Regions from separate parts of the Homo sapiens genome. Here region 1 is linked to region 2. The links are chromatin loops, found by intact Hi-C in ENCODE. Cell type or tissue: heart right ventricle. All regions are shown on one strand. Each heading gives the region's core, and the rest is flanking DNA. Links, peaks and the distances in the headings are about the cores only. Region 1 holds the start of LOC124904266 (a long non-coding RNA gene). Region 2 overlaps RBBP8 (RB binding protein 8, endonuclease).

Evidence for each region. A loop is a pair of places that touch in the nucleus more often than their neighbours do. Peaks named below come from ENCODE experiments on the same cell type or tissue, not always from the same donor. Only the 100,000 strongest peaks of a DNase experiment are listed, where the experiment ranks them.
Region 1: a loop joins it to region 2, with 3 times the contacts of the local background. A loop is called at or near these places in 13 of 110 quality-filtered maps.

What each region holds. Positions count from the first base shown.
Region 1 is chr18:23,098,778-23,111,348 of GRCh38, reverse strand. It overlaps LOC124904266 (a long non-coding RNA gene), which reads right to left and starts at 5,417. Exons shown (of 2, transcript XR_007066311.1): 1 at 5,256-5,417; 2 at 4,804-5,144. RefSeq lists enhancers at 5,073-5,572, 5,573-6,074, 11,390-11,684. In heart right ventricle, for the core only: no CTCF peak of the experiment used is centred there; a DNase peak (open chromatin) is centred at 5,238.
Region 2 is chr18:23,025,377-23,037,947 of GRCh38, reverse strand. RBBP8 (RB binding protein 8, endonuclease) reads right to left here. Exons shown (of 19, transcript NM_002894.3): 19 at 11,462-11,805. The coding sequence ends at 11,708. Among named protein-coding and RNA genes, the nearest start is that of RBBP8-AS1, 98 kb to the right of the region's middle. In heart right ventricle, for the core only: a CTCF peak has its summit at 6,271 (motif pointing left); no DNase peak of the experiment used is centred there.

The sequences.
Region 1 (12,571 bases), core at 1,705-9,704, 74 kb before region 2:
GGGAATCTAGCTGGGGCTCTTGGTCAGAACATCCACATCTAGCTTCTCCGTGTGGCCTGGACTTCCTCACAATATGGTGGCTGGGTTCAGAGAAGAAGCATCCCAAGAGAAAGCAAGAGAGTCCCCCAGAACCACGTTGCTTTCTAGGACTGAGCCTCGGATGTCACTTCTGCCACATTCTATTGGTTGAGGCAGTTACAAAGTTCCACCCAAGTTCAAGGGGAGGGAACACAAACTCTACCTCTTAATGAGGCCTGCTAAGGTCACATTCTAAGAAAAGAATCTAGAGTGGAATATATATTCGTGCAGCCACCCTTGGAAAATACAATATACCACACCATCCAAAAAGATTTAATTCCATAAGTGACCAGGCGCAGTGGCTCATGCCTGTAATCCCAGCACTTTGGGAGGCCGAGGCTGGTGGATAGCCTGAGGTCAGGAGTTCGAGACCAGCCTGGCCAACATGGTGAAACCTCATCTCTACTACAACTACAAAAATTTGCCGGGCATGGTGGTGTGCACCTGTAGTCCCAGCTACTCAGGAGCTGAGGCAGGAGAATCGCTTGAACCCGAGAGTTTGGAGGTTGCAGTGAGCTGAGATTGCACCACTGCACTCCAGCCTGGGCAACAGAGTAAGACTCCATCTCAAACAAACAAAAGAAGATTTAACTCCATAAGAAAGAAAATCATCTATACACCAAAAAATATCACAAGGACAATATAAATGCAAAAGACAGGTTAAAGAAGCGCTAATTCCTCTTCTTTAGCTCCTCACTGAACTCCTCCTTTGGACATTGTGGGTTGATTTCAAGCTTCAAGGGTATTTGGCTGGTAACATCTTTTATAATCCTACAGGGACAGGAAGCCAAGAATGCTCTCTCCCTCAGCTCTACCTGTAAGGTTCACTTCAGATGCTCCTTTCCACAGCCCCTCCTCACCCCCTGTTACCAGCTACTCACCCCTTCTCCCTTAATTATTCACCTTTTAAAATCTTACCTCTCTTTAATCCCTCAAGTGTCAAGTTGTAGACCTTAAATATATACAATGCTTATATGTCAATAAAAAATTTTTTTTTCTTTTTAAAGAAGCTGGGTGTGGTGGCTCATGCTTGTAATCCCTCGTACTCAGGAGGCTGAGGTGGGAGGATGACTTGAGGCCAAGAGTTTGAGACCAGCCCAGGCAACACAGCAAAAACATCTTCGCTAAAAAAAAAAGACAGAGAGAGAGAGTATATTGAACTATAGATTTTTCAAAGGGCAGGGATTTTTTAAATTAATTACTGACCCCCTTCCTGCCCTGGTCCCATTACTGTTCACATGTATTAATTATTTAATATATGGTGGTGGAATTCACAAAGAAGTGATTGTGAACCAGGATCCAGCTCATCAATAGTTAATCCTGGAATATAGTAGGTGCTCAATTAAAACTTTTTTTTTTTTTTGAGATGGAGTCTTGCTCTGTCGCCCAGGCTGGAGTGCAGTGGCACGATCTTGGCTCATTGCAGTCTCCACCTCCCGGGTTCAAGCAATTCTCCTATCTCAGCCTCCTGAGTAGCTGGGATTACAAGTGCCTACCACCATGCCTGACTAATTTTTGTATTTCAGGAGAGATGGGGTTTAACCGCGATGCCCAGGCTGGTCTCGAACTCCTGACCTCAAGCAATCCACCCGCTTTGGCCTCCCAAAATGCTGGGATTACAGGCCTGAGACACTGCATGCTGCCTAAAACATGGTTTTTGTTTGGTTTGTTTGTTTTGAGAAAGAGTTTTGCTCTTGTTCCTTAGGCTGGAGTGCGATGGTGTGGTCTCGGTTCACTGCAACCTCTGCCTCCTGGGTTCAAGCTAGTCTCGTGCCTCAGCCTCCTAAGTAGCTGGGATTATAGGTGCCTGCTACCACAGCTGGCTAATTTTCATATTTTTAGTAGAGATGGGGTTTCACCGTGTTGGCCAGGCTGGTCTCGAACTCCTGACCTCACGCTATCCACCCACCTCGGCCTCCCACAGTGCTGGGATTATAGGCATGAGCCATCACGCCTGGCCCTAAAACAAGTTTTTAATGAATGGACTGCAATCCACCAAATACGAGACACTTATGGGAGAAGTAAGCCTAAGAGCTGATCCTTGCCTTCAGTTACTATTGACATCTTGTCCAACAACAGAAGAGCTGTTACAGGCAGTCAATGATTATAAGTTACTGATGACAGTCAGCAGGATTTAGAGAGACAGCTTTCCTAAGCATGGACAGGCAAAGTCAGAAAACATAAAGGAGAAGATTGATGGTTTCTATTGCATAAAAGTGAAACACTTTGGCTGGAAACGGTGGCTGACACCTGTAATCCCAGCACTTTGCAGGCCGAGGCAGTTGGATCGCCTGAGGTAGGGAGTTCGAGACCAGCCTGACCAACATGGAGCAACCCCATCTCTACTAAAAATATAAAATTAGCCAGGCGTGGTGGGGCATGCTTGTAATCCCAGCTACTCAGGAGGCTGAGGCAGGAGAATCACCTGAACCCAGGAGACAGAGGTTGCAGTGAGCCGAGATCGCCATTGTACTCCAGCCTGGGCAACAAGAATGAAACTCCGTCTCAAAAAAAAAAAAAAAAAAAGTTGCATGTCAGAAACCTTTAAAATTGGCATGCTCTGTGACCTGGCATTTCGACATTTTCAGATTCATGCCAAAGAATTTATTTCACAGGTCTGCCAAGATTTGTACACAAAGATGCTCCTTGAAGTATTGTTTTTAATAGCAGAAAATTGGAATTAATGTCTAGCCATTGGGACTGCTTAAATAGATCACTATAAAGCAACACTACATAGCCAACAACTATATAGCCATTTCAAATGCTGATACGAAATAACATTTAATGAAATGGAAGTATATTTACGTTATATAGCTAATTTTAAAAAATCAGATTCTCAAGCAAATGTACAATGTCATTTTTTCATCATATAGATATATACACACACATATACATATTCCATAAACATTAACTTGCAGATAAGCAGCCTAGAATGATTTATACCAAAATTTTAGAATTCTGAGTGATTTTATTTTTCTTGTCTCTTTTATGTGTTTTTAAACATTCCACACTCACTTATATTACTTTTTCTATTCAAGGAAAAAAATACCATTATTTCTCTTTAGTGGTGTGGAAGTTGGCCCTTAAATATAGATGGGAATGCCAGTTCGGCTGTTTCCTTTGAAAACATCTCAAGGCCCCAGGGGTGCACATTTACAACAGCCCGTTCTCTCCTGAGAGTAGAGGGAGGGTGGGAGGAATTTTGGTGAATGTCTGTACTTGCAATTCATCCTGCAGTTAATCTTTAAGACTGTGGGAATAGGTGCTTTGCGTTCCCTAGAACTGAAGCACATAGGTCTGGTTTGCCGTCCTTTTGTCTATATCACGTGGAAAGGTCTGGGCGTGGAGGCCTGCCTTAATCTAAATGCCACACCAGCCCCATCAGGGGCATTTCTGTTTCCTAAGTGATCCGACAGATGTGCTTTATTTTCTCCCATCAGAAATAAAGGGATGATATCATCAGTTCTATACACTGCACGTGGGGGTGGTGGAGAAGTGAATGACAGCATTCTGCAGGATAGAACCAGATGGGTGTGAGAAGCTGGATGGTAAGAGGGAAACAAAGTTTACTTATCTTCTTGATTTAGCTCTCAGTTTTATGAGGATACAGAAAAATCATGCGAAGAAACCTGATGGGAATAGTCTCTAACACTAAAAAATAAAGCAATGGGGCCGGGTACTGTGGCTCACGCCTGTAATCCCAGCACTTTGAGAGGCTGAGATGGGTGGATCTTGAGGTCAGGAGATCGAGACCTCTTGGCCAGCAAGGTGAAACCCCATCTCTACTAAAATACAAAAAATTAGCTGGGCATGGTGGCACGTGCCTGTAGTCCCAGCTACTTGGGAGGATGAGGCAGGGGAATTGCTTGAACCTCGGAGGCGGAGGTTGCAGTAAGCTGAGATCACGCCACTTCACTCCAGCCTGGCAACAGAGCAAGACTCTGTCTCAAAAAAAAAAAAAAAAAAAAAAGCAATGACTCAATCTTCAGGAATTCCTCTGACTCTATTTCCAAATATAATTCCTATATAAAACTACCCCCCTGCACTTTAGGGACCACTAAGCAACTGAATATTACAAGACAGAAAAAAGGAAGATTAACAATATGTGTTCAGATGCTTGCACCAAATATTAAACCTTGTCAGTTCACCATGGTTATACCCACGGGGGATCTGTGGGTATAAATAAAGACATTTCCTTCAACTTCAAGGTATTTGTTTTTTCCACTGTGCTATTTGCTAGAACCAAAAGATCAGGAAATGCTTCTAAATGCTCAAGTGTTTTAGCTGACTTTTTACAAGGTTTCCTTTGGATTCAGGAAGCTTTGAATGGCATAAATGGGCTCTGTGCAGATGCTTCTAGAAAGTTTATGTGTGCTCATCTCAGAGATTCCCAGAGAGTGGCTACCTCCACATCCCACCTCATGGGGCCCATGACCGATGACAATAACGTCAAAGGAGGCTGTAACTCTCTCTTAACTTTTTCAGGCTTGAAACCACAGAAAGCAATAAATTCAATGACACATATGATCGGCATCTTTCCCGTGCCAGCAGCCACGGCTGTGAGCCGCCAGGGACCCAGTTGTGTTAGAGACCTTGACCTCATAGAGTTGACAGCTGGGAGTGAGAATGGAGCTAAGGTGGGGACTGCTAACAGGCTTCTGGATATTTCTGTTCTTATTTTATTCTTGGATAAGATGACAGAGGAAAATGATTTTAAACAACCTGTTTGATAAAACCATTGGCGTATTTAATGGAATGCCCTCTACAAATGCTAAAGGGAAATTTAATAATCCCACAAAGTCTCCCAACTCTCTCCCTTTCTAAATACAGTTGCATGTCCTACAGCTACCCCACAAATCTCTCTCCTCTTTTCCTCCACAATCTCCCAAATTCACTCCCAACCCAGCCTCTGACTTCTCTCTCTCTCCTTTTTCTCATCCTTTTCCAGTGGATGGGTCCTTCTTCCTCCAGCAACTGTCTCTTCTTTCCCGTAAATCAAGTCAGGTCAATCTTGGCCCTTCTCATTTTCCTCCTTTCCTTCAACCGCACAAACGCAGGCACGGCATCTACCAAGAAAGACCGACTTCTCCTTATTCAGTGCGGGAACTCAGCCGGTTATATACAGTTAACTGGTTCCACAAATGCGCAACCTGAAGCAGAGAGGGCAAGGAACTTACCCAAGGCCACACAGCCTGGAAGTAGCAGAACCAGTCTTCAAACTTCCTGATTTCAAAGCTTGGGCTGTTTCCAAAGTGCAGGGGAGGCCCTCAGGGAGGGTTCTGGGTGGATGAGGAACAGAATTAAGTCCTGTTTACCGACCGCCATGTCCTCTCAGACTCAGGGGGCGGATCCGCTTCCACGCCCAAGACAGGAAACAGCCTTTCTCCCGGGAAGCTCCCTAAGGTCTGCGCCTCAGGAAAATTGTCCATCCCCATATCTTGGAAAAAAGCTTTCTTGCTCCCAGAGGCCTGCACAGGGGCGTCCACGCTGGCTTCCTGTGAATGGCGCCCCTGGAGTTGCGGGAGGCATTTTGCCCCTGGCTGCACAGTTCCTTTATTTCTCATGACGCTTTTTTGGAGGCCTTGAGGAGAAGAACTGCAGCATCTGCTCTTGGTTCACAGCCCTGCCGAGGTTCAAAGCCCACGGTTTCTCACTAACGCTTCAGGCAGGGCCAATCAATACCCTAAGCTTCAAACTCATGCTGTGTAAGGAACCTGTAAGAACTGACACCTCTGGGTTGCAGTGAGCCGAGGTCACGCCACTGCACTCCAGCCTAGGCGACAGAGGGAGACTCCGTTTCAAAAAAAAAAAAACTCCTCTGGTAGTTGCAGGTGTTTCAAAGGCTCTGAGAAAAGAGTGTCCCAAATATATACGTAAATACATGACCATCTTCTCAAGAAGTTACTGTTATGTAAAGTTCAAAAAACAACCACTTTAAGGGGAAATTGATGGGGTTCAGAACATGCTACCCTAAACTATGGCACCTTGGTATTTGAGAAAACAGCCCTGAAGACAGGCACACAGAAGAATCTAAACAAACAGGTCCTGCTGGGTTCCCTTCAGTTTATTCCCATTGGATCACATCCTTTTCCCTTCCAGTCCTATTTCTTTACAACTGTCCACTTTTCGTTAAACTAAAAGTAACAATGCACAAGTTTAACCATTTCTTTGGGTCTTAAATGCTGAAGGCTCCCGTGTCATGTAAAACTTACAATGAATTAAATTTGTATGCCTTTTCTCTCCCTCTTTTTCTTTTTTCTTTCTTTTTCTTTTCTTTTTTTTTTTTTTTTTGACACAGAATCTTGCTGTGTCACCCAGGCTGGAGTGCAGTGGCGTGATCTTGGCCCACTGCAATCTCTGCCTCCCGGGTTCAAGCAATTCTTGTGCCTCTACCTCCCGAGTAGCTGGGACTACAGGTACGTGTCACCGCGCCCAGCTAATTTTTGTATTTTTGGTAGACGGGGTTTCACCATGTTAGCCAGGCTGGTCTCGAACTCCTGACCTCAAGTGATCCGCCCGCCCTAGCCTGCCAAATCTTTTTGGGACGAAGTCTCACTCTGTCGCCCAGGCTGGAGTGCAGTGGTGCGATCTTGGCTCACTGCAACCTCCGCCTCCTGGGCTCAAGCAATTCTCCTGCTGCAGCCTCCCAAGTAGCTAGGATGACAGGTGTGCGCCACCACGCCTGGGTAAGCAAATAAATATATTTTTTTTCTTTTTTGGGACAGGGTGTCACTCTGTCACTCAGGCTGGAGTGCAGTGGTGCAATCATAGCTCACTGCAGTCTTGACCTCCTAGGCTCAAGCAGTCCTCCCACCGCAGTCCCTCAAATAGCTGGGATTATAAGTGTGTGCCACCATGCCCAGATGATTTTTTAAATTTTTTTGTAGAGATAGTGGTCTTATTATATTGTCCAGGCTAGTCTCAAACTCCTGGCCTCAAGTGACCCTCCCTCCTGATCCTCCTTCTTTGGCCTCCCAAAGTGCTGGGATCACAGGCATGAGTCACCATGCCTGGTTCCTTTTCTCTTGCTAATCTGTCTTTTGTATATAGGGGGTCTCATGTATGAACCTTGCAATGGGTAAAGAAAAGAAATCTGGCCAGGCACTGTGGCTCATGCCTGTAATCCCAGCACTTTGGGAGGCCGAGGCGGGCAGATCACCTGAGATCGGGGTTCCAGACCAGCCTGACCAACATGGAGAAACACTGTCTCTGCTAAAAATACAAAATTAGCTGGACGTGGTGGTGCATGCCTGTAATCCCAGCTACTCATGAGGCTGAGGCAGGAGAATCACTTGAACCCGGGAGGTGGAGGTTGCGGGGAGCCGAGATCACGCTATTGCCCCCCAGCCTAGGCAACAAGAGCGAAACTCCGTCTCAAAAAAAAGGAAAGAAATCTTCCCTCAGCTATAGAACCTATGAGGCATTTTGGTGAGTATGGGACAAAAGAACAGGAAGAGAAGAGACTTCAAAATGTCTGAAGAAACAATTCTGGGCTAGAGGGCACAGTGGCTTCTCCTCTCCCCCTGTCTAGATAGGCCTCCCTGGTTTTTCTGGGGCCTCCAGAGTCAGAACTCCACTTTCCCATGGCCAAACGTCCGCAGCCACTTCCTACCCTGCCCCCTGCCCCAGGTAGCTGGTGGCCAACGTGAAGGCCACCTACAGTAAGAAAAGTAGTCCTACATCTCTGGACCAAAGGAGGTTTTCGATGAGTGAAATTCCATGTGCTTGGGGTTTGAATAAGCCTGGACCTCCTAATTCATTTTTAATACTCATCTTTGATCTGCTTTTAGCTTAGTGACCAAACAATAGTCAACTGGTTCACCAAAACCAGAATGAACAGGTGCTTTCTGGAAGCCTCCTCCTAGGCTCTTAAAAAAATATAAATCAACAAAGTGTATATAACGTGAAAACATGATTTGACAACATATTCCCTAAACATAGGTGAAAATTTTGAAAAAATCAAAATAAGATTTTAGAAAGAAGCACATTTGCTTTAAATGAGTGACCCCAAGCACATAGAGTTATGAAACTCTATGTGCTTGGGGTTTGAATAAGCCTGAGCTTCATACTTCATTTTTCATACTTGTCTTTGATCTGCCTTTAGCATAACAATCAATCAACAAACTTTGGACTGACTACTTAAAGAACCATGGTGGGAGAAACCGCGCTAGATTCATTATCTCCCTACCAGAATTGCAGGGGGAAAAACAACATTCTTTCTAGCTTAGCGTTCAGAAGAAATCCCTTTATCAATTTATGTCAGTTTTAGCAATTTAGACTCTATTAAAATGTGGAGCAGCAAAAGACTGAAACCTCAGAATAAGGAGCTGGCCAGGCAGGGTGTCTCATCCCTGTAATCCCGGGACTTTAGAAGGCCAAGGTGGGCAGATAGCTTGAGCCCAGGAGTTCGAGACCAGCCTGGGCAACATGGTGAAACTCCATCTCTACAAAAAAAAAAAATTTTTTTTTTAAATTAGCTAGGTGCAGTGGCACGCCTGTAATCCCACCTATTCGGCAGGCTGAGGTGGGAGGATCACCTGAGCCTGGGAGGTCGAGGCCACAGCGAGCTGAGATTGCGCCACTGCATTCCAGCCTGGGTGACAGAGTGAGAATGTGTCTCAACAACAACAACAACAAATTTTTTTAAAAAAGAATAAAGAGCTGAGAACAGCCTTTCTAGAAACTCAAGAATTAGTATGCTAAAACGATGTGTCAAAACTGTGGTCTTTTTGTATTTTTAGTAGAGATGGGGTTTCACCATGTTGGCCAGGCTGGTCTCAAACTCTTGACCTCACGTGATCCACCCACCTCAGCCTCCCAAAGTGCTGGGATTACAGGCGTAAACCAAAGCGGGCGCCTGTAATCCCAGCTACTCAGGAGGCTAAGGCAGGAGAATCGCTTGAACCAGGGAGGCAGAAGTTGCAGTGAGCCAAGATTGCGCCATTGCACTTCAGCCTGGGAGACAAGAGCGAAACTCCGTCTCAAAACAAAACAAAACAAAACAAAAAAACCTGTGATCTTCCTAGAAACTCTCAAGAAAACCCTGTCTTCACAGGAACTGTCCAGTCGTTTCCCTTCAAGTGCTTGCGAGTGAACCCCAGAACATGAACAGCATCAACTGCTTTGTGTCTCTGGTTCCTTTTCCAGAGGAAAGCACGCTGTTGTTAGGAAGTGTCTGTATGTTGTGAGGTTCTTACAGCTTATCAAAAGCTCTTCATTAAGAGAAATGCGTGCCAGCAGGCATAGCAATAAAAAGCCTCAGATAGACAGACACACACCCTTCAGAAATTCAAACATTCATGCCTGTGTCAACAAGATTTCAGATAAGGACAAACCTAAGAATCCAAACATCATATTCTACTCGCCCTCACCTCACCTGCCTCTGCCTGCACTGTATTTTCATGCATTTTAATTTTCTTTTTTTTTTTTTTGAGACGGAGTCTCGCTCTGTCACCCAGGCTGGAGTGCAGAGGCGCGATCTCGGCTCACTGCAAGCTCCGCCTCCCGGGTTCATGCCATTCTCCTGCCTCAGCCTCCCGAGTAGCTGGGATTGCAGGCGCCCACCACCACGCCTGGTTAATTTTTTGTATTTTTAGTAGAGATGGGGTTTCACCATGTTAGCCAGGATGGTCTTGATCTCCTGACCTCGTGATCCACCCGCCTCGGCCTCTCAAAGTGCTGGGATTACAGGCATGAGCCACTGCACCATGGCTGCATTTTAATTATTATTATTATTATTATATTGAGACAGAGTTTCACTCTCGTTGCCCAGGCTGGATTGCAATGGCACAATCTCGGCTCTCTGCAACCTTCACCTCCTGTGTTCAAGCGATTCTTTTGTCTCAGACTTCTGAGTCTCTGGGATCACAGGCATGTACCATTGTGCCTGGCTAATTTTGTATTTTTAGTAGAGACGGCGTTTCTCCATGTTGGTCAGGCTGGTCTCGAACTCCTTACCTCAGGTGATCCTCTTGCCTTGGCCTCCCAAAGTGCTGGGGTTATAGGTATGAGCCACCGCGCCTGGCCTTCATGCATTTTTATTAGGTAGCCAATCATCATCCCGATTTGTATCTACTTTGGCATTGCCCTAGGAAATACAGTTTCTAATTTGTAGAATAAAAACATTTTTCGTGTATTACTGGACTGTGAATTGCAATAACTTAATTAAGGTATAAAAGATCTATGATAGCCGGGCACAGTGGCTCACACCTATAATCCCAGCACTTTGGGAGGCCAAGGTGGGCAGATCACTTGAGGTCAGGAGTTCAAGACCAGCCTGGCCAACATGGTGAAACCCCGTCTCTACTAAAAATACAAAAATTAGCTGGGTGTGGTGGCATGTGCCTGTAATCCCAGCTATTTGGGAGGCTGAGGCAGGAGAATTGGGAGGCTGAGGCAGGAGAATTGCTTGAACCTGGGAGGTGGAGGTTGCAGTGAGCCAACCAAGATCTCACCACTGCACTCCGGTATGGGCAACAGAGCAAGACTGTCTCCAAAAAAAAAAAAAAAAAAAAAAAAGGCTGGGCACGGTGGCTCACGCCTGTAATCCCAGCACTTTGGGAGGCTGAGGTGGGCAGATCACGAGGTCAGGAAATCAAGACCACAGTGAAACCCCGTCTCTACTAAAATACAAAAAATTAGCCAGGCGTGGTGGCGGGCGCCTGTAGTCCCAGCTACTCGGGAGGCTGAGGCAGGAGAATGGTGTGAACCCGGGATGGGGAGCTTGCAGTGAGCCGAGATTGCACTACTGCACTCCAGCCTGGGTGACAGAGGGAGACTCCGTCTCAAAAAAAAAATAATAAAAATAAAAAAATAAAAAGAGAAAAATATCTATCATATGTAGTTTTTAAAAATCACATTTGGAATGAACATACTGATTTACTTTAGGCGCCATGAATATTTTGACCCCAATGTTTACATGAATTACACGGCAGGTTTATCTTGATCATGGGTCTTATCATGACTCCTGCAGATTTATTGACTCTTGGCGGAGCTGATGGATCAATTCTTTTAAAGTTGACTTCAGAGACCACACTACTACTGATTCACTTCTAATGTTTTGGTGAATATGATTCAAAAATATTCCAGTCTATCATTCATGATGTATTTAAGTGAATCTCTATTATGTTTGGTAACAATTTTTAGAAAAGAAAAAAATGAATAAATAAAAAGGAATTTATCAAAGTACAGGGAGAAAAAGAGAAAATTTTAGACAAACTTTTCCCTTGGATTTGGTTACTTGAAAGCACCCAAGCCTATGAATTTGGTTCCTTCTCCACATAAAATAGCCGCTCTCATTCCCCTTCTTAGGAACAAGTCTGGGTTGTTTGCCCAAGGGTGGCTGGTGACCGTTCCTTGTATTAGGCCAAGACATTGGTAGCCTTTGGTCAAAAGAGCTGGGCGGGGAACTGAGGCCAGAGTACACGGAAACCCAGTGCTTGAACAGCAGTGAGTCAGAAGTGGGTAAACTACAGAAGTTGAGGGCCCAGAAATACCAGAGTGCTAAGCAAAGACAGGAAGGCAGAGTCCAGGCACCTGTCAGCTAAGGCACTTGGTTAGAGTTGAAGCACTAAATCAAGACACGGTCAAACAGCCAGGCATGGTGGCTCATGCCTGTAATCCCAGCACTTTGAGAGGCCAAGGCAAGAGGATGGCAATTTGGGAAGCTGAGGCAGGAGGATCTCTTAAGCCGGGGGCAATATAGGAAGATCCTTTCTCTACAAAAAATAAATTTAAAAAATTATTAATAGCTGGGTAGGGTGGCACGTGCCTGTAGTCCTAGCTACCCAGGATGCTAAGGTGGGAGGATTGCTTAAGTCCAGAAGGTTGAGATTGTAGTGAGCCATGTTCACACCATTGCACTCCAGCCTAGGCAACAGAGTGAGACCCTGTTTCAAAAACAAACAAACAAACAAACAAAAACGGCTGGGCATGGTGGCTCATGCCTGTAATCTCAGTACTTTGGGAGGCCAAGGCAGGTGGATCATGAGGTTAGGAGTTCAAGACCAGCCTGGCCAAGATGGTGAAACCTGGTCTCAAAATACAAAAATTAGCCGGGCGTGGTGGCAAGCGCCTGTAATCCCAGCTACTCAGAAGGCTGAGGCAGAGAATTGGTTGAACCAGGAGGCGGAGGCTGCAGTGAGCCGAGATCGTGCCATTGCACTCCAGCCTGGGTGACAGTGCGAGGCTCCATCTCAAAAAAAAAAAAAAAAAGAATGTGGCCTTTGCTCATTTGACTTCCCTCAGTTCTGCACCTTCCACTAATGCACATTCTCTTTTTTCCATGCTTATTCAAGACCTGCTGCTGTTATAAAGTGATGGCCACACTCTGTGTTTCACAAAACTGACCCTCGGCCACAACTGTTCTCCCTTTTTTTTTTTATTTACACTATGTATCATCTGTAAAACTCATTTAGGACTTAACCTCATGATACCTTTTTACGTTGTTGGAACTGCTGTTCCATGTGTCTTGCTTCTCCAAGCCAGACTATAA
Region 2 (12,571 bases), core at 1,839-9,838:
CAGCAGAGAAAGAGGTTAATCATCAGGCAGCCAAGTGAGGAGATGGGAGGAAGCCTCAAACCCCAAGGAATTTGGGGCTGGGGATCTTAAGGGGTTTGGATGAGTAGGGGGCTGAGGTGTGGGGATTGTTGATTGGTTGAAGAGGGCTGGGTGAGGTCATGGGACAGGGACATGAAGAAACTGTATTCTTATGCTGATTCAGTTCCTCTGAGGGGGTCTTCAAACTGGTTGGCATCAGCCATTCCAATTGAATTCAGGATCTGGAAAACATCTGAAACTTTTTTTTTTTTTTTAGACAGAGTCTTGCTTTGTTGCCCAGGCTGGAGTGCAGGAGTGCAGTGGTGCAATCTCAGCTTACTGAAACCTCCACCTCCCAGGTTCAAGAGATTCTCCTATCTCAACTTCCCGAGTAGCTGGAATTAATTTTTGTATTTTTAGTAAAGACCAAGTTTCACCATGTTGGCCAGGCTGGTCTTGAACTTCTGACCTCAAGCAATCCAACCACCTTGGCCTCCCAAAGTGCTAGGATTACAGGCATTAGCTACTGTGCCTGGCCTTAAGCAATTCTTAAAAGCCTTATGAATCTATCATTAGAGATCCTATCTACAGGAACAATGGGGATGCAAATGGTCAGTATCTAGTGCTAGGAGATTTTGAGTTAGCAAGCAGCTACCAGGAAGTGGACCAAAGTGTGGCTTGATTAACATTTAGTTATACCTATTTTTCTGTCCAGAATCTGGCATGTAATTCTTGTTAACCTTGTTGTCAGAGGTGTTTGAACCAGAGCAATTGCTTCTTGAATAGGGGCTGGGTAGAATAAGGCTGAGACCTACTGGGCTGCATTCCCTGGAGGTTAGGCGTCCTTAGCCACAGGATGAGATATGAGGTCAGAACAAGATACAGGTCACAAAGACCTTGTTGATAAAACAGCATATGCAGTAAAGAAGGCAGCCACATCCCACAAAACCAAGACGGTGATGAAAGTGACCTCTGGTTGTCCTCACTGCTCATGATACACTAATTATAATGCATTAGCATACTAAAAGACACTCCCATCAGAACCATGACAGTTTACAAATGCCATGGCAACGTCAGGAAGTTATCCTATGGGGTCTAAAATGAAGAGGAACCCTCAGTTCCAAGGATTGCCCACCCCTTTCCTGGAAAACTCATAAATAACTCAACCCTTGTTTAGCATATAAACAAGAAGTTACTATAAGTATAGTCAGTCCAGCAGCCCATGCTGCTGTTCTGCCTATGGAGTAGCCATTCCTTTATTCCTTTCCTTTCCTTTTTTTTTTTTTTTTTTTGAGACAGAGTCTTACTCTGTCGCCCGGCTGGAGTGCAGTAGTGTGATCTCAGCTCACTGCAACCTCCACCTCCCGGGTTCAAGTAATTCTCCTGCCTCAGCCTCCTGAGTGGCTGGGACTACAGGCATGTGCCACCAGTCCTGGCTAATTTTTTTTTTTTTTTTTTTTTTTTGTATTTTTAGCAGAGACGAGATTTCCCCACGTTGGCCAGGCTGGTCTCGAATTCCTGATCTCAGGTGATCCGCCTGCCTTGGCCTCCCAAAGTGCTGGGATTACAGGTGTGAGTCACTGCGCAAGGCATCCTTTACTTTTTTCTTTTTTTTGAGACAGCGTCTTGCTCTGTAGCCCAGGCTGGAGCGCAGTGGCATGATCTTGGCTCACTGTAACCTCCACCTCCGGGGTTCAAGCAATTCTCCTGCCTCAGCCGCCAGAGTAGGTGGGACTACAGGCACGTGCTGCTACGCCTGGCTAATTTTTGTATTTTTAGTAGAGTCAGGGTTTCACCATGTTGCTCAGGCTGGTCTCAAACTCCTGACCTCGTGATCCACCTGCCTCAGCCTCCCAAAGTACTGGGATTACAGGCAAGAGCCACTGCACCCAGCCTACTTTTTGTTTTTGTTTTTTGAGATGGAATCTTGCTCTGTCGCCCAGGCTGGAGTGCAGTGGTGCGATCTCGGTTCACTGCAAACTTGGCCTCCAGGGCTAAAGAGATTCTCGTGCCTCAGCCTCCTGAGTAGCTGGGACTACAGGCGCATGCCACCACGCCCATCTAATTTTTGTATTTTTAGTAGAGACGGGGTTTCACCATGTTGGCCAGGCTGGTCTCAAACTCCTGACCTCAGGTAATCCATCCGCCTTGGCCTCCCAAAGTGCTGGGATTACAGGTGTGAGCCACTGTATCTGGCCTCCTTTACTTTCTTAATAAACTTGCTTTTAATTTACTCAGTGGACTCACCCCAAATTCTTTCTTGCAGGTCTACGAACCCTTTCTTGGGGTCTGGGTAGGGATCTCTTTCCTGTAACACTGTGAGTACGGTTTCAGTTCTCTCAAAGTTTTTGGTGCTGTGACCTCTTGAAATTTAAAGATTATTGAGGATCCTAAAGAGCTTTGGTTAATGTGAATTATATAAATTGGCATTTTCCATATTAGAAATTAAGGCCGAGCACAATGGCTCATGCCTATAATCCCAGTGCTTTGAGAGGCTGAGGCAGGAGGATTGCCTGAGGCCAGGAGTTCGAGACCAGTCTGGGCAACATAGTGAGACCGCCCCCCTGCACCCCCCGATCTCTAAAAAAAAAAAAAATTTGAAAAAAAATTGAAAAAAAAAATAGTTGGGTATGGTGGCATGCACCTGTAGTCCTAGCTACTCAGGAGGCTGAGGTGGGAGGATCACTTAAGCCTAGGAGTTTGAGGCTGCTGTAAGCTACAGCTGTGCTACTTCATCCCAGTCTGGGCAACAGAGCGAGACTCTGTCTCTAAAAAATTTAAAAAATAAAAGATATTAAAAGTGATAAATTTTAGAATATTTATTCATCTAAAAATAAACCCACTAGCTTTTAACATAAAATATACAAATTTTATCAAAAATAAATATATATATCCCAGAATAAAAAACATTAGTGAGAAAAGATGTCTGAATCTCTTTAAAGTTTGGCTTAATAGAAGACAGTTGGATTCTCAGGTCTGCATCTGCGTTTAATCTGTTTTGATATGTTGGTTCATATGAAGTATATGAAAAAAATCAGGCCTCTTATAGTCTTTTAACGAATTGTTGGCTGGGCGTGGTGGCTCACACCTGTAATCCCAACACTTTGGGAGGCTGAGACGGGCGGATCACGAGGTCAGGAGATCGAGACCATCCTGGCTAACACGGTGAAACCCCGTCTCTACTAGAAATACAAAAAAAATTAGCTGGGCATGGTGGCAGTAAGCTGAGATCGTGCCACTGCACTCCAGCCTGGGTGACAGAGTGAAACTCCATCTCAAAAAAAAAGATCTTTACCACTGGCAAAACATTATCTGTGTGAGTAAAGATAATCCTGATGCTGAGCAGTCAAAATACAGAAATACCTTTACTTCTAAAGTTGGCATAACACTGCAGCTGTCATTTGTAACTCTGTTTCAAATTTACCTGTTCATCTATAAAAAAGAAAGACAAGTAAACTTGTACCCCCAACCAATTTACTTATAATGAGAGGTTGGAATAGATTATTTCAAGCATTAACTTTTTATTCTTTGATTTTTTGAAACTGTCAATGAAATGCATGCTCAGGCCATTTTTGCACAGCTTGTTATCTGTGATTTTCTTGAGCTTAATGCTAACTTCCTATCAAATCCACTCAAGATATTGCCTGGTTCACTGGACATACATGTCTTTCAAATTTTGAGTCCACTTTCTACATTTTCTCCCAAATATCTTATCAAAATTGATAGGTTGATGGTCTAAGGTTAATCTGAGTTTCGTTCTTTATTTGTCCTGCCAAACTTTGGTGGAAATGTTAATAAACAATGAAAGGGCCCAGACTCAGTAAGCATGAATAATGGATAATTATCTTTCTGAATAAATGGTTAGAGGATAAATAGAAAAAAAAAAGCAAATTTCCTGGACAAATCTCCAAGGGGATAGTGGGCAGCCTCAAATTTGAGTGCAGAATGTGTTGGGCAAATATCTACTACATAATTGTCCCTGGATTCTTAAATATGTAAAAAGAAAGTTCACTGTAGAATTACTGATAATTTCTCTTTTAAAAAGTGTTACAATTATAAATGACATGTAGAACAAGGGTCCCTCCCCATTTCTAGTAGGAGACCTAGTTTAATGATTCTAATTTTGCAATGTTCGTTGTGACAACTGAGTTGGTTATAGGCTCACTGAGGAGAATTGTCATATTCATCTTTCTACTCTCAGCTGCTAGTTCTGGCATGTAACAATCATTAAGTGGTTACTAAATTTTTTATTTTCCATTGCACTGCCATGTCTTAGCCCCAGGTGCTCCTCATATTTGGAATATTATAATAGGTTACTAAATGCTTTTCTTGCACACCTGACTCTATGCCTGACCACGCCGTCACCAAATCCATTTTATATATATTGCGGGCCTGATGATGCCATCTAAATTAATGCATTACTACACAGCTCAAAATGTTTTCTACTGTCTTGAAGTTTAACATTTTACTACTTTTCCTTGTTGTCATAGCAATATTTCTTAATTTGCCTTATACTGATTTGTGAACTTGTTAAAAATATAAATGCTCAGACAAAATCAGAAACTTTGGGGTGGAGCTTGGCAATCTGTGGTTTAACAAGCCTTCCAGGTGATTCTATTGTACACCAAAGTTTGAATGCCACTGTACTAGCCTGTAACAATGACTTAGGGCAGTGTTCTCAAACTTGGCTGCACACCAGAATCACACAGGGAGCTTTAAAAGAAATATTGATGGGCCGGGTGTGGTGGCTCAAAGGCAGGCAGATCGCTTGAGCCCAGGAGTTTGAGACCAGCCTGAGCAACATGGCGAGACCTCAACTCTACAAAGTCAAACAATACAAAACAGGCATGGTGGCACGCCGGTAGTCCCAGCTACTCAGGAGGCTGAGGCTGCAGTGAGCTGTGATCGTGCCACTGCTCTCTAGCCTGGGTGACAGTCTGTCTCCCCCAAAATTACTGATGCCTGGAACTTACCCTCAGACATAATTGGCCTGAGGTGCAGAAAACATTTGACTAGGTGGACTTATAAGTAAAGGTGATAAAATTGAATGCTTGAAATAAATTCATGTTATTAAAGTATCATTGTTTACTGAAGTTCTGTATAAGATTTAATTTGAAGAAAGGGATCTGCTACTAATGGTCTGAAAAACCACAGTACTACAGACTCAAGTCTAAAGTCTTAATTTTGCAGTCAAGACCCAAGTTTACTGCCTTGCTTACTTAAACCACATACTAGCTCTACTCCCTAGTTCTAATACATATACCTACAAAGGGGAAAGAACATCAAACTGAGGTCCCAGATGCCATACATTCTGGTTCTAGCCCTTTGGGACCTTGGCAATCACTGACTCTTTGGGCTCCTGTTTCTTCATTACAAAGTGAGAGGCTTGAATCAGATGATCTCTAAAGCCCCTTCTGACTCAGTATTTTAGCATTTCCACATTCCAATTAGTTGGTTTCCCAACTTAGATTGCATTGTCTCCTCTTTGCTTCTCTAGGTTAACTCATCCTAAGGCATAGTTTGGGTTCTAATTGGCCTTAAGATTTCTTCGGCACAGCCTAAGCCTCTTTGACCTCTTAGGCATCTTTTTATGGCTGCCTGTTCTCCCCCTGGGTAATATGATCTCATACATTTCTTTGTATTCCTAAATGCCCAATATATAGGTACACAATGTTGACTTTTTTTCCTCTCAAGACCATGAATTCTTGCCTCTGCCCTTTGTATATTTCAACAATAGCTATGTTGAAAGCTCTTTTTGGCCTGATGAGCTATCATTACTGTGCCAAAGGTATCCAATTCATATCCTGTATATCCTAGAAATTCTCTTTTGATTGCTCAGCCCCTAGTTTCCAACTAATTATTTCTCCAAAAATAGCGCTCGGCCGGGCACAGTGGCTCACGCCTGTAATCCCAGCACTTTGGGAGGCCGAGACAGTGGATCATCTGAGGACAGGAGTTGAAGACCAGCCTCGCCAACATGGTGAAACCCCGTCTCTACTAAAAATACAAAAAAAATTAGCCAGGCATGTTGGCGTATGCCTGTAATCCCAGCTACTCAGGAGGCTGAGGCAGGAGAATCGCTTGAACCTGGGAGGAGGAGGTTGCAGTGAGCCAAGATCGCGCCAGTGCATTCCAGCCTGGGCGATAAAAGTGAGACTCTGTCTCAAAAAAAAAGTAAATAAATAAAATAAAATAAAATAAAATAAAATAAAATAAAATAAAAATAGCTCTCTTCTGGCCTCTGCTGGTGTGATAGCAGAAAACTGTTTCATTCTTTGCTTAAGTGCATGCCAAAGAATTCAAGTGTAAGGACACTTAAGTTTTCTTTTGTCTCTCTTCTCTTTTCTTTTCCTCTTCTGTGAGACAGGATCTTGCTCTGTCACCCAGACTGGAGTGCAGTGACACAACCTCGGCTCACTGCAGCCTCGACTTCCCAGGCTCAAGTGATCCTCCCGCCTTAGCTTCCTGAGTAGCTGGGACTACAGGCACACACCACCACACCTAGTTATTATTATTACTATTTTGAGATGGAGTTTTGCTCTTGTTGCCCACCCAGGCTGGAGTGCAATGGCATGATCTCAGCTCACTGCAACCTCCGCCTCCCAGATTCAAGTGATTCTCCTGCCTCAGCCTCCCGAGTAGCTGGGATGACAGGCATGTGCCACCACACCTGGCTAATTTTGTATTTTTAGTAGAGATGAGGTTTCTCCATGTTGGTCTGGCTGGTCTCGAACTCCCGACCTCAGGTGATTCGCCCGCCTTGGCCTCCCAAAGTGCTGGGATCATAGGTGTGAGCCACTGCGCCCGGCCTATTATTATTTTTTTATGAGACGAGGTCTTGCCATGTTGCCCAGGCTAGTCTTGAACTCCTGGGCTCAAGTGAACCTCCAGCCTCAGCTTCCCAAAGTGCTGGGATTACAGCCGTAAGCCACTGTGTCCAGTCAACACTTCGGCTTTCTAAGGACTATTCTAACAGTTCAACTCGGCAAAGAGAAAGACTGAGGTGTCACTTAAACTGCTAGATATGCTGAAAATACACAGTTGGATAGTAAAATTTGAGATACAGTTCAAATGCTTATTTCTGCAGTGGCATTTTTCAAAATTAAACTCATGGATGTTATGAGATGACAAAGATGACAAAGTAAGATTCTTAGGTGTTTCTTTAAAAGCTTGCTCTTTTAGAGAATATTTGTCAAATTTTGTCTAATTCTGACACTGTACTTAGTATCATGCCTGGTAAAGTGCTGAATAAATGTTTGTTAAATAAATGAACTAGTGTTATTTGGTTTATGTAACATTAGTCTTTTTATGTAACTGAATTACAAATGAAAGACCATCTTGGAGCTAGGCTCAGTGGCTCATATCTGTAATCGTAGCACTTTGGGAGGCCGGGGCAGGAGAATCACTTGAGCTCAGGAGTTCAAGACCAGCCTGGGCAACATAGTGAAAACTCATCTCTATAAAAAAAAAAAAACACAAAAAATTTAAAGAAAGACAATCTTGGGAGAAATCTTTGCCCTCTTTCAAAGTTATTTCTTTCAGAGCGTCTAATGCCCTACATACATTTAAAAATACATGCTAGTTGCAGTTTATTATTATTATTATATTATTATTTTTTTGAGATGGAGTCTCGCTCTGTCGCCCAGGCTGGACTGCAGTGGCGCTATCTCAGCTCACTGCAAGCTCCGCCTCCTGGGTTCACGCCATTCTCCTGTCTCAGCCTCCCGAGTCTCTGGGATTACAGGCGCCCGCTACCGCGCCCGGCCAATTTTTTGCACATTTAGTAGAGACGGGGTTTCACCGTCTCTCCTAAATCGAGCCAGGATGGTCTCGATTTCCTGACCTCGTGATCCGCCCGCCTTGGCCTCCCAAAGTGCTGGGATTACAGGCGTGAGCCACCGCGCCCGGCCTATTTTGTTATTTATTGAGACAGGGTCTCACTCTGTCATCCAGCCTGGAGTGCACTGGCGCGATCTTGGCTCACTGCTGCCTCAACCTCCCGGGACTCAAGGGATCCTCCCACCTCAGTCTCCCAAGTAGCTCCTGTGCCACCATGCCCGGCCTAGATGCAGTTTAAACTGAGTTACTAATATATTGAGCCTATTGGCAGCAGCCTTGCCAGTTGGACTTTGAGAAAACTTTTCACCGCATGAAATGTTTTAGGGAATATTCTTCTGTTTCATCTGGCTTTTCTCTCAAGGTAACATTATCATGTCTTCTACACATATTTGGGTATCCATGATTAACTCATTCAGACTGTCCCATTTGACAACCTTAGGTTTCAAACGGCTTAATCAGAATATCTCTTTACTAAAGGTAGGCAAGCTGTCAGTCAAATGTTAAGTGCGACATATAGGTTCTACATGTTTCCTAAGTTTAAATCAATAGTCTCTAACTTTAAAAAGCTTGCTAGTGGCCAAGTGTGGTGTCTCCTGCCTGGAATCTTACTACTTTGGGAGGCTGAGATAGGCAGATCACCTGAGGTCAAGAGTTTGAGACCAGCCTGGCCAACATGGTGAAACCCCATCTCTACTAAAAATACAAAAATTAGCCGGGCGTGGTGGCGCACGCCTGTAATCCCAGCTACTCAGGAGGCTGAAGCAGGAGAACTGCTTGAACCCAGGAGGTGGAGGTTGTATTGAGCTGAGACTGTCACTGTCACTCCAGCCTGGGTGACAGAGTGAGAGACTCCATCTCAAAAAAAAAAAAAAAAAAAAAAAAAAAAAAGCTTGCTGGCAACCTGAAATTCTATGTAACTATGTAACCAGTGAATGACATACATTCTTATGAAAATATTATCTAACGTGTATTATACAAATGCTTTACAAATGTATAAAGCCCTTTAATATACATTATCTTTTTAAAGAAAAGCTTGAGTGCAGTGTCATAAACAGCCATTTTGCATTTAAATGTTATCTAACCCAAATGTTTTTTAGTTTTGAGAGAGTTTCACTGTGTTGCCCAGGCTGGAGTGCAGTGACGTGATCTTGGCTCACTGCAGCCTCCACCTCCCAGATTCAAGCTATTCTCCTGCCTCAGCCTCCTGAGTAGCTGGGATTACAGGCATGCACCACTACGCCTGACTAATTTTTGCATTTTTAGTAGAGACGGGGTTTTGTCATGTTGGCCAGGCTGGTCTCAAGGTTTTGACCTTAAGTGATCCACCCACCCTGGCCTCTCATCAAAGTGCTAGGATTACAGGCATAAGCCACCGTGTCCTGCCACTGAAATGTTTTTAAAATGTGTCTATTTCCTTACTCCATTTAAAGGCAGAAGTTGGTCCACAGCAGATAAGATGGGAGAGAGACCTCAGCTCACTCAACTTCACAGGGTAACTGAAGAGTAAATGAAAACTGCTATAAATGGGATGGATAGCTGTGAAGCTACCATCAAGTGGACAAACCCTACCTCTCTTTCTGCTTAGGCTGCTTCTTAAAAAGCAAAATCCATTGGAAGTATGTAACTCCAACCACACATCCTGTGGTGCCTTGTTCAAATCCAGGTGTCTCTCAAACCCTGGCCTTTAGGACTATACTATAGTGAAGATGAATTAGTAGATTCTGGAATTAGGCAACCATGGGTCCTAATTTCATCCCTACTAGTTATTAGAGGTAGCCATGAGATGGATAATTCTGACCTCTGAGAAGTCAGGAAAGTTATGAGGTAGGGCTTTCTGGAAACTTTTTTTTCTAGGGGACAAAAACAAATGCACGTACTTTTTTTCTTCCTTTTGTGCAGAACATGGGCGTGATGCTCGAGTGGCATAGACTGCTTTACAGATGCGAGGGTGAACACCAATACGAAGTATGGAAGAGCAGAAAACCAGGAGACATCTGGGTCCCTGAGGCCACTATGGAGCTGCACTAGTGGCATTGGACTGCTCACCTCTAGACTTTTTAAGGTGAGAAAAATAAAGCCAGTAATTTGTTGTTTAATCTGCTGTTTTTTGGATCCTTTTTTTTTTTGCAGCTTAACAATATTTATTAAGTGATAAGCTCACAGGGTTGAGGATCAAAAGAGAACCATCTATGTGAAGAGTATAAAACAGTTCTTGACACACAGGAAGTGGCCAGTCAATGATAACTATTATTTTTGGGAGATTATCTGACTACCAGCAGAGAACAAAAATCAAACAGAATAAACAACTTGGGAAGGGAAGAAAAGGGCTGAACAGAAGTGATGATAGGGTGATAAAAAATTCAGAATCATAGAGCCAAACAAGGTACATAAGTGGTCTGACATATAGTACATAATCAATATGTATAATTCCTTTTCCTATCCTATCTGTGAGAACACAAACTAATGCCATTTAGTCACGAGAACCTTGATCAACAAGGAAGACCAGACTAACCAAGAAGATTTTAGGACTCTGAGAAGTAAAGATTGTATTTATAAGGTTATTTATATTTGAGCGAGACATTCCACTCAATGTCTCTTTTATTCCTGCTTATGTAATACTGTCAAGATATAAATCAAAGAAATACACAAAAGAGATACTGATAAACAAAATGTCACTAAAAAAGATGGCACAGATTGGTCAGCCATCTTAATGACTCATTAATGGCTTAATGACTCATTAAGCCATCTTAATGACCTTAATACTAGGTCCTAGAGGAATAGAAAGTTGCTAAATAGAAAAATCTATTTTGAAACCAAATTGTTCATAACATTTGTCAATCCACAGAAATAATACAATAGAATTTGAACAAATGGGCAGAGAACTCAACATATTTAACTTCAGAAATGCACCAGAAAAAAAAAAAAAAGTATGGCTGGGCACAGTGGCTCATGCCTGCAATCCCAGCACTTTGGGAGGCCGAGGCAGGTGGATCACGAGGTCAAGAGATTAAGACCATCCTGGCCAACACAGTGAAACCCCATCTCTACTAAAAATACAAAAATTAGCTGGGCATGGTGGCGCACGCCTGTAGTGCCAGCTACTTGGGAGGCTGAAGCAGGAGAATTGCTTGAACCCGGGAGGCGGAGGTTGCAGTGAGTGAGATTGTGCCATTGCACTCCAGCCTGGCGACAGAGCGAGACTCCTTCTCGGAAAAAAAAAAAAAAGAAAAAAAAGTATGATGAAAAGAAAACATGTGAAGAGCTGGAAAAGTAGGACCAGATCAGAGAATAATGTTTACAATATGTGGGAAAGGAAAAAAAGTCGATATTTGTGGTCACCTTGAAAGGAATTTATGACAATGTAGTACCTGATTCCAATTCAACAAAAGCTGGAGAGTTTAAAAAAACTATGAAAATACAGTCTTTCTTTTTTGTTTTTTTAAAAAAAGACTTAAATACTAGACACTGATATGACCTAGAGAAGAGCAATTGATGAAGAAAAATCTGTAATGATTAACATGAAGTCACTGCTCAATGTAAATACCAAGGGAAGATGAAGTAAAAAGAAAAGAACTGAAAGGCAACAAATCACAGACTACAACTATTGTATTTTCAAAATTGTATTAGGTATCACTACATAAAGTAAAAACTCTTAAGTTAGAGTGCAAAATGAAAGCGCCTTATTGTTTTAAAGGTGCAAAAGCAAAATATCACAAACATTTTCAATAGAAAACTGATTTATAAATCCATTTACAGAAGATCAAAAAAATCAATGTTTAGTACCAACTTTAACTATAAATAACTAAGAAGGAAAAAACTGTCCTTCATCCTTCTGTTTCTGTTTCAACGTCTATGTCTTCTGCTCCTTGCCTTTTGGAGAAAATATTGCGTTGTAAGGCTGACGTCTTTTTGGACGAGGACAAGGATCAAGATCTTCCTTAATATAACCTTAAAAACAAATCATAAACTTAGAAGACTGTATGTGCAACATGCATTTCTTTCAGCTTATATCTAGTAAACATTTCTCTTATTTGATGCTTTGTAAGTTTACATGATTCTTCTGATTATTAGCTGTGTGATGCTGATGATTGATCTCACTATTTAGCATCAGTTTCCTCATTTATAATAATGACAGCAAATATTTACCAAATGGTTACATATATCATCTCATATAACTCACATTCCTTTGAAGTAGTTTCTACTATACCTGTTTGACAGATGAGGTAATAGAGACCCAAGGAAGTTAAATTACTTGTTCAAGTTCACAAAGCTAAAAAGTAGAGGAGCTGGGACCTGGCCCAAGCTCTTTCTTATTCCAGAACCAGAACTCTTAAACACTTTCCTATTCTGCCTCCCATAGGTAGTTGCAAAGGGGGACAAAGTGCTAAACATGAACTCTACTATTATAAATTTCAGGTACTTATCAAAAATACTTTTTACAGTAGCTATTTCAATAGATGACAATCCCTCTATACCCTTCAGACTATTAGATCTCCTAAGGTGTCTCTAAGCATGTAATCTTCAGGGGAAGTATTTGCTCTGCCATACGCATGGGGTGCAATCACAGGCTCTATCCAGACTGATTCTATCTGGTGACCAGGCAGTGAGATATCACATCAAAGTTGACTCAATCTGGCTTATTAATGGGGAAAGCAGAAATACAGTGAAAGCTGTCAGAGACTTTGCATCTTTTGGAAAAACTATCTTACAGTTA